Regions from separate parts of the Homo sapiens genome. Here region 1 is linked to region 2. Evidence: read pairs that join two places in POLR2A ChIA-PET (ENCODE). Cell type or tissue: A673. All regions are shown on one strand. Region 1 overlaps CTDSPL2 (CTD small phosphatase like 2). Region 2 overlaps SPG11 (SPG11 vesicle trafficking associated, spatacsin).

Region 1 (5,000 bases), 140 kb after region 2:
GGACATATTCATAATCTAAAATATACCTTGAAAGGATGACTCATCAGGCAGGCGCAGTGGCTCACACCTGTAATCCCACCACTTTGGGAGGCTGAGGCAGGCGATCACCTGAGGTCGGGAGTTCGAGACCAGCCTGACCAACATGGAGAAACCCCGTCTCTACTAAAAATACAAAATTAGCCAGGCGTGGTGGCAGACACCTGTAATCCCAGCTACTCGGGAGGTTGAGGCAGGAGAATCGCTTGAACCCAGGAGGCGGAGGTTGCAGTGAGCCAAGATCACGCCATTGCACTCCACTCCAGTTTGGGCAACAAGAGTGAAACTGCTTCTCAAAAAACAAAAACAAAAAAAAACAAAAAAACAAAAGGAAGGAAGGATGACTCATCTACATTTGTAGTTATACGTCAAAGAAATATTAACAAAGGGTACAAATATATTGACAAAATAGTCTAAGAAAATATTTCAGAACATTAAACCAAATAACCAGACCAGAAGAACATAAACTAACTATAGTACTCAAATATGTTTATGATTAAATTACTAATTACTGATTTAATAACTGATAAGAATGCTATTCAATGATGCTTATCTTATAGTTTTCTTACTCAGGTTTTTCTTCATTTATGCTGCATGTCATTTAAGTAAAAATTTTCCAAAAGGAATATACCACTTTGTCATTTCTAATTCTAAAAAAATGACACATTAAAGGGAAATTCCACCAGTGAAAATTCTCTTCTTCTTCTCCCATCATATTCTGTTTGGCAGCATGTGTCTTCATTGTATTTTTTCCAATCTGAGTTTGTTTATCAACTTTCTTCCTACCTGATATGCAAAGGCTTGTGGTGAGTTGTCAATTATTATAGTTTTTGAAAGATCTCTTCCAAGAATATTTAAGTCCTTTATATAGTTTCCTTGTACACAAACACAATGTTCACGGAAAAGCCGGTGCCTAAACATAAAAATAAAAACAAATTAAAAAAAAAAAACTTTCTAAAAAGTAGAACATATACACATATATATACACCATAGGCTTTATAGTTTAAGCCATATGATTTTCTCTCTTGAAGGAAATTCAAACACAAATATGGGTCTAAGCGTTGGGCTGCCATTTTACTATAAAAATTCTAAGCAATTACTGAAAGCTTACAACCAAATATTACTATGCCTTAAAGAACTTGAGTTTATCCCAAAATGTTATTATTAAATTATAAAGGGGGATTAAAAACTCTAAATTGTTTTTGTAATTTATTTACCCAAGAAAGCTCAGCTCAGATGCAGCATCTGGTTGTCAGCGAGGTCCTGCTTTTTAACCAATTTTCCAGATGGTTGACTGAGGAACAAGGAGGTCAAGTGACTTGCCCAAGGTCACACAGTAAGTCAGTGGTTAGCCCCGCATTGGAACCCAGGATCCTCCTGGCTCCCAGTCCTTGGCTCTAACCAGTGGACCACACAGCCTCCCTATCCCTGTACATGCCAGAATAGAAAATATAAGAAGGAATGTTTTTGTGTTGGCATTTGAAAAAATGCTTTTTAGATTTCCTTATTTTTTTTGAGAAAAGGTCCTAAGACCAAAACATTCCATCATTTCAACTTTTCCTAAACACCCCTCTTTTAGTATATGTGTATGATCATTTGAAAAAAGATTAAGTGAAATGAGGAATTCAGATTTAAGTATCAAGTATTATAAATGTAAACTGATATTTCACTCACATAGAAAAATACTACATCATTTTAGAAAGCTATTAAAGGTTTTACAATACTAAAGTGATTATTATAATCTCAATTTATACTCAAAATACTAGTCTCTGAACATTACTAATAATTGTTTCATATAATTTTTTTCTACCTTGAAGTACTCTATTCTGTATATATTAATAATTGGTAAGTTGTCTTCCTTGTGTCTTAATCACACTAACAATTTTACAAAATCTAGGACCTATTTGGACCTGTATTTTAAATTATGCAATTTCAAGAAACTGGTATTTTCTACCCACAAAATCTGTCACAGTGCTACCAAGAATAAATAAAAATCTACATATACACACACAAATAAAAACTCAACCTTAAAATTATCAGTGCCAGTTGGTATGGCAAAAAGGAAGAATTTAACGAACAGACAAAATGTATAAGCAGTTCTTTCCCCCTTATTATAAGGAATAACTTTAATAATCACAGTCAAACGATCATCTGGCCCCGGGAAAGTTTAGTCAGTTCTACTTTGAAAAAACAACAACAAAAAAGACTAAGTAAATTAATTCAAGCCTTGGTTGGGCCTAAATAAGATTCACTGTTTTATTTCTATAAACATTTAGATATGAGGAAACTGGAAAGGCAGATACAGCATGTAAATTCAAGTCACTGTTGATGCCTCTTCACCGATAGTGGCAAACTCATTGAGACAGGAGACAACTGAATCTGTACGTGGATACTACAGTTATTTTAATTAAATTACAGTAAAAGCCTTCCAATTATTCATTCAGGAATCTGAGGGTGTATAGCATGTATTTGCATTTTTAGAAAAAAACTATTTGTACCAGTCATCAAAGAGCAGATCATCCATGTGAGTACAGACTTGTGTTAGAAACTCATGAGATTTAGAGATCACAGGAATTTCTTTTTTTCTTCTTTTTTTTTTTTTGAGACGGAGTCTCCCACTGTCGCCCAGGCTGGAGTGCAATGGCAGACTCTCGGCTCACTGCAACCTCTGCCTCCCGAGTAGCTGGGATTACAGGCGCCTGCCACCATGCCCAGCTAATTTTTTTTGTATTTTTAGTAGAGACGAGGTTTCATTATGTTGGCCAGGCTGGTCTTGAACTCCTGACCTCGTGATCCGCCTGCCTTGGCCTCCCAAAGTGCTGGGATTACAGGCGTGAGCCACGGCACTCAGCCTAGATCATAGGAATTTCTTAGAGTCTACCTTGTCACCAACACAGACAATTCCCTATAGCACTCACAATCTACTCTTTGAAACGCTTTTGTTGGCCAGGCGCGGTGGCTCACGCCTGTAATCCCAGCACTTTGGGAGGCCAACGTGGGCGGATCACGAGGTCAGGAGTTCCAGACCAGCCTGACCAACATGATGAAACCCCGTCTCTATTAAAAATACAAAAATTAGCTGGGCGTGGTGATGCGCGCCTGCAATCCCAGCTTATCAGGAGGCTGAGGCAGGAGAATCGCTTGAATCTGGGAGGCCGAGTTTACAGTGAGCCAAGATCGCACCACTGCACTCCAGGCTGGGTGACAGAGCAAGACTGTTTCAAACAACAAACAAACAAACAAAAAAACAAGCTTTTGTTTCAGATTTCTCAAAATACATCTAGATAGAACAAATGGAAACCCTCAAGTGTGTAGGTTTTATAAATCTAGTTTAAAAGAGGATTGTTAATTTATAACACATTGTCATAACATGACTATCATTTGTTCCTCATTAGTAAATGAAAGCTCCAAGAGGGAAGAGCTTGTGTTGCTCACCACTGTTCCCTGGAATACTGGAGATGCTGAACAGAAATCATTATAATGAATGAAGTCATCAAAACAAAATCACTGGGTATACTTTAGTAAAGTGAGGTAAAATTAGCATAAATTACAATATACTTTTGTGAACAGAAAATACCATTTCCCATTTGTGTGACTGCAGCTTACTTATTTTGACCCTTTAGATTAAAAAACAAAAGATACCACAGCTTTATTTAGAATAAAAAACCTTCCAAAATATGAACATTAGGAAAAGCCTTTCAGTATACTTGCAACCACTGAATAATAAAGGTACTGTTAACAGCAGAAAATACACTTTAGGATTTTCCAGTAAGACAACATGGGAAAAGTATTTAAGAAAATTTATACTCAGCTGGGCTGGGTGCAGTGGCTCACGCCTGTAATGCCAGCAGTTTGGGAGGCCAAAGTGGGTGGATCACTTGAGGTCAGGAGTTCAAGACCAGCCTGGCCAATATGATGAAACCCCATCTCTACTAAAAACACTAAAAATTAGCCAGGTGTGGTGGCACACACCTGTAGTCCCAGCTACTCGAGAGGCTGAGGCAGGAGAATCTTTTAAACTCAGAAGGCAGAGATTGCAAACTGCACTCCAGCCTGGGCAACAGAGTGAGAATCCGCCTCAAAAAAAAAAAAAAAGAAAAAGAAAGAAAGAAATAGAGAAAGAGAGAGGAGAGAAAGAAAGAAAGAAAGAGAGAGAGAAAGAACGAACGAACCAACCAACCAACCCAGCTATTAAAGTCTTTTTTTTTGAGATGGAGTTTTGCTCTTGTTGCCCAGGCTGGAGTGCAACGGCACGATCTCGGCTCACCATAACCTCCGCCTTCCGGGTTCAAGCGATTCTCCTGCCTCAGCCTCCCGAGTGGCTGGGATTACAGGCATGCGCCACCACGCCCACCTAAATTTTGTATTTTTAGTAGAGACACGGGGTTTCTCCATATTGGTGAGGCTGGCCTTGAACTCCTGACCTCAGGTGATTAGCCAGACTCAGCCTCCCAAAGTGCTGGGATTACAGGCGTGAGCCACCGCGCCTGGCCCTATTAAAGCTTTTATGAGCCGTTTGTGTCATCTCTCTCAGCTTTTGATCAAAAATTCAAAGATTAACCCCTCCTCTTAAAGGATACAGCAAGACTGCTGCAGTCTTACTATCTCACTTCAGCTGACAAAATAATGGAACTAATTATCATAATATTTTAAAATCACCACGGCACTCCCACTAACCAGGAAAACACTGCATCTGCTGGCTCAGGGCACACACAAGGAACTGAGTCCAGTCAGGATAACCTGAGTGACTAAACCCACTGTAATTTCCAATCAGATTCATGTAACATTTTCTTTCCATGGAAGATAAATTTGCTTTCAAAAAAAGCAAGGGCTTAATTTGATCCTTTCTGTTAAAAAATAATTTTTATTTCTCTATGCCATTAAAAAGTAAATTAACATGCATTACCTCAGAGACATATGGAGATGAAACATCATGCACAACGTGGAAAAATTCCACACAACCC
Region 2 (5,000 bases):
GGATAGACAGTATTGGGTTACATAAAATAGTAGGTTTACCTCATCTCTTGGCCAGTGCTGTTGGAAAATAGCAGTGCCTCTGGGCCTGGCCCAGAGCAGATGTTCAGCAGGTATTGTTGAAGAACTTGGTATCAGGTTCTTTATTGTGGCATCAACTTCATAGTCATCTGGTTGTTATAATGGGGGCTTGCCTCAGTTTTCAGTCTTCTTCTGTTATACCTACAAAATTGGAGTGATAAAGTCTATAGCTCTTTCCCAACCTGTGCTTTAAATAGTTAGGCATACTTACAAAACTGGCATTTTCTTTTAACTCTAACTAAAAGACATTTTTGATGTTGTGGATGGTACATATGTAGCTCATGTGGATTTAGCACTTCACAAAGAAGACATGTGTAATGAGCAGCAACAGGAGCCAGCCAAGATTTCTTCATTTACTTCACTGAAAGTTTCTCAAGACCTCGATGTTGCAGTGATTGTCAGCTCCTCCAACTCCGCAGTTGCTCTTAACTTAAATTTGTATTTCAGGTATGTAGATGACTGCAGTTTCTAATTTGAGGTAAATAGTTAGACTGATAAGAGGTTAAAAATATCCTCGTTAGTTTTTTTTTTTTAACTAGTGTTTCTTTTTCTATTCAGTTAGATCATGTTCTAGCTAATACATTGTAAAGTAGTTACTGAATAATATGTATAACTGACCACTGGCTACCTTTTATATTTTTACATGTTCATCAAAGTTTTGATTTTGATTTGATTTATATATGGTTTATGTCATGTAAATCAAAATTACACAATTTTAAACCACAGTTTAGCACTTAATTGTATAGACATGTTATTTCCCTAATTTTCTCATGTTTCCCATAGAGTTTATAAGCTCCTTGAGAACCCAAGTTCATGATTTGTTCTTTAAATTCATTGTCAATGACTTTTTCTTCCAGTTTACCTTAGCTTTCCACCTCCACAGCCATACCCTAGGCATTATCAATATTTGAAGTCGTCCCTCCCCCAAGTCACTACTTTTTACATCTCAGTCTCTGACCACAACTTCCCAAACTTTCCAGCTTGCTTACTCAAGTACTCCCACTTCACCTGTCCTCTGACCTAACTGGAATTTCCAATTCATTGACCTTCCACTCTTTACCCCATCCTGTCTTCACTTCCCTCTCTTTCCAGCATAGATTCTGTGATCCATCATACAGTTACTTTCTTGCATGTACTCTAAACTCTTGCTCCTGCCCTGTGATAGCACTTGGTCTGGCAAAATTTCAACCCTGATTGAAATCTTTTTTTCTGCCTTCACAGTGTCTGCAGTCAGACAGCTGAGTACTTGTAGAAAACAACAAAAGAAAATTGATACCACTCTAGGTTCACACTTAGTACCTTTAATTGGTCTTAATGTTGCCTGGAAATTTTACAGTGATTTTTCATGAGCCCATTCTTTACAACTGTATTTTTAAACCTTCTCTGTTTTCCTCAAACCTCCATTAATCTCTTTATTCCCAACTTTTCTTGGATGACCTTGCCTCCTATGAAGGCCCATCCCTCTGTGTGTGCTTTAGATCCCATTCCTTCCATCCTTCTTAGGGGCCTTTCTCCATTTCCTCTCTTTTTTATATAGTTGTCGCCTTTATCCACAGTTACAGTTTCTCCCAGTCAGTTGTGTTCCGGAAATATTACATACAGTAAGATATTTTAAGAAAGACTACATTCACATAACTTTTATTACAGTATATTGTTGTAATTGTCCTATTATTAGTTATTACTCCCTCACTGGGCCTAATTTATAAATTAAACTTTATTATAGGTATGTATGCATAGGAAAAAACAGTACAGTTGACCCTTCAACAACTCAGGGATGCCAACCCCCTGCACGATCAAAATGCCACATGTAACTTTTGACTCCCCCAAAACTTAACTACTAATAGCCTACAGTTGACCAGAAACCTTACTGATAACATAAACAGTTGGTTAACACATATTTTCTATGTTATATGTATTACACTATATTCTTACAATAAAGTAAGCTACAGAAAAGAAAATGTTAAGAAAATTTTAAGGAAGCGAAAATACATTTACAGTACTGTACTGTATTGATACTCTACATAATCTGTTTACAAGATGAGTAGTCTGTCTGAAAAGGCAAGCAACCGCAGCAGCATACCTCAACCCATGGTACATGTCAGGCAATTCATGTTTTTCTTACAATGTCATGACTTTTCTCTACTTGGGAGCACTTCCAGCATTACATTTCATATGGGTCCCATGGTGTTATACAAGGTTATGGTATGGCACGAAACATGATGAAAAATACATGAGAACCACAAGAAATCACTTTTAAAAAATTATGTTGTTATTATTTTAGAGACAGGATCTTGCTATGTTGTCCAGGCTGGACTCAAACTCCTGGGCCCAAGCAGTCCTCCAACTCAGCCTCCCGAGTAGCTGGGACTATACGTTCACGTCACTGTGCCAGCTAAAGAGATCACTTTTTACTGTGTTACACAATTTACTGGAGAGAAGAACTGCTCACACAGAGATTATTAGTACCACATGGCATTTTAAGCAGATGCTTACAACACTAGGGCTCACTGCAATGGCAACAGGAAGTGGCCATGATATTATTACAGCAGTACAGTATATACTACAGCTAATTATATGCAGTTATTTAATACTGCATCTTGACATTCGTTTACATTTTCTTTGGCTTCGAATGGTATCATGTACAGTCCGTAAGTGTGTACATTACATAGGTTCTGATAAATGTTAACTTTTTTTTTTTCTTTTTTGAGATGGAGTTTCGCTCTTGTTGTCCGGGATGGAGCGCAATGGTGCAATCTCAGCTCACTGCACCCTCCGCCTCCTGGGTTCAAGCGATTCTCCTGTCTCAGCATCCTGAGTAGCTGGGATTACCCACCACCCACGCCTGGCTAATTTTTTGTATTTTTAGTAGAAATGGGGTTTCACCGTGTTGGCCAGGCTGGTTTTGAACTTATGACCTCAGATGATCCGCCCACCTTGGCCTCCCAAAAATGCTGGGATTACAGGCGTGAGCCACCGCGCCCAGCCAATCTTAACTTTTTATAATAAGTTTGTGGGTTTCTTTTTTTTTAATTTTGAGATGGAGTCTTGCTCTATTGCCAAGGTTGGAGTGCAGTGGTGCAGTCTCGGCCCACTGCAAGGTCCGCCTCCTGGGATCAAGTGATTCTCGTGTCTCAGCCTCCCAAGTAGCTGGGATTATAGGCATGTGCCACCACGCCCAGCTAATTTTTGTATTTTCAGTAGAAACGGTTTCGCCATGTTGGCCGGGCTGGTCTTGAACGCCTGACCTCAAGTGATCCACCTGCCTCAGCCTCCCAAAGTGCTGGGATTACAGACATGAGCCACTGTGCCCAGCCAATTTGTGCATAATTTATGGTAGAAAATGATAGAGTAGTAACTATGTAACTTTTATGCATTCATGACATACCTGACTTAATCTTTATTTTAAAAAATATTTCTAGGCTAAACTGGGCATGGTAGTACATGCCTGTGGTCTCAGCTACTCCGGAGGCTGAGGCAGGAGGATTGCTTGAGTCCAGGAGATCAAGGCTACAGTGAGCTGTCATTGCACCACTGCACTCCAGCCTGGGCAACAGAGCAAGACCCTGTCTGAAAAAAATATATTTCTAGGCTACATGGTTCATTTGTGAGTTTAAACAAATTGTTGCAAATCTTTACAAATTTTTCCAATGTATTTTTGGAAAAAAAAAATCATATAAGTGGACCCATGGAGTTCAAACCTGTGATATTCAAGGGTCAACTGTATGTATAGGGTTTGGTACTATCTGCAGTTTCAGGTACCTACTGTGTGTCTTGAATGTATCCACTGTGGATAAGAGGGAACTACTGTATCTCCAACTTCTTTTTGGTATTAGATCCACATCCAGTTAATCATCAGGTCCTACCCTTTCTGTCTCCTAAATGTTTCTTTGTCCACTTTTCTCAACTCTTCTGTCGTCACTCTATGCCACCATTATCTCTTAACTGAACTATTTTAATAGTCTCCTACTTGATCTCCTCATGCCTATTACCCCCTCAAATCCATCCACAATAGAGTAGCTAAGAGTGATGTTGTTAAAATGCATATTTTATCAGAGGTGTAGCCAGTCATTAACATCTGGGGCAGGGGTATCTACCTTTTATTTTGTTGATGGGGGAACTATTTTCTCATGCATCTTCTCATTTTCGCCCTACCTTCTCTAACTTCTTTTCATCATCATCCTGGGACAGTGTCATATGGTTGTGTCAACAAATTACCTTCAAGTTGTTTAAAGGATTAATATTTAATAATGTAAGTGTTCAAAGAGATAAAATCCTTCCCCTTCTTCCCCTAGCTACTCTGCTGCATCTGTTCATATTGCTTTTCTGCTTAAAAGCCTTCTTCAGGTTCCTTTTCCCCCTCAGATAAAAGTTTAAAATTCTTAATAGCCTATGGGGCCCTGAACCATCTTTCTAGCCTCATCCCATTCCATCTTACTTCTCATTTTCTGTACATTAGCCACCCTAGCCTTCTTTGTTTCTCAAATGTAACAGCCCCCTTTTCCACATATACTCTCCCACCTATACCCACATACATACTTTACCTTCTAGTTCTTATGCATTCCTCTGGTCGCAGCCTAAATCTTACTTTGTGGTGGCAGTATAATGAGTGATTTTAAAATCTGGACTGGAGGCCGAGGCAGGCACATCACTGGAAGTCAGGAGTTTGAGACCAGCTTGGCCAATATATAGTAAAACCCTGTCTCTACTAAAAATACAGAAATTAGCCAGGCATGGTGGCATGCACCTGCAGTCCCAGCTACTCGGGAGGCTAAGACAGGAGAATCGCTTGAACCCAGGAGGCAGAGGTTGCAGTGAGCTGAGATTGCGCCACTGCACTCCAGCCTGGGTGACAGAGTGAGACTCTGTCTCAAAAAAAAAAAAAAGAAAAAAAGCTAGACTTGATAGTCACATTAGTCTGTTTC

Evidence for each region. ChIA-PET counts read pairs that join two places held together with the same protein. Peaks named below come from ENCODE experiments on the same cell type or tissue, not always from the same donor. Only the 100,000 strongest peaks of a DNase experiment are listed, where the experiment ranks them.
Region 1: POLR2A ChIA-PET joins it to region 2 with 5 read pairs; 2 of 35 experiments call an interaction of 5 or more read pairs at or near these places.

What each region holds. Positions count from the first base shown.
Region 1 is chr15:44,515,118-44,520,117 of GRCh38, reverse strand. It overlaps CTDSPL2 (CTD small phosphatase like 2), which reads right to left. Exons shown (of 13, transcript NM_016396.3): 11 at 823-949. Among named protein-coding and RNA genes, the nearest start is that of EIF3J-DT, 19 kb to the left of the region's middle. In A673, no CTCF peak of the experiment used is centred here; no DNase peak of the experiment used is centred here; H3K27ac peaks cover 260 bases.
Region 2 is chr15:44,652,620-44,657,619 of GRCh38, reverse strand. It overlaps SPG11 (SPG11 vesicle trafficking associated, spatacsin), which reads left to right. Exons shown (of 40, transcript NM_025137.4): 4 at 324-525. Among named protein-coding and RNA genes, the nearest start is that of SPG11, 8.5 kb to the left of the region's middle. In A673, no CTCF peak of the experiment used is centred here; no DNase peak of the experiment used is centred here.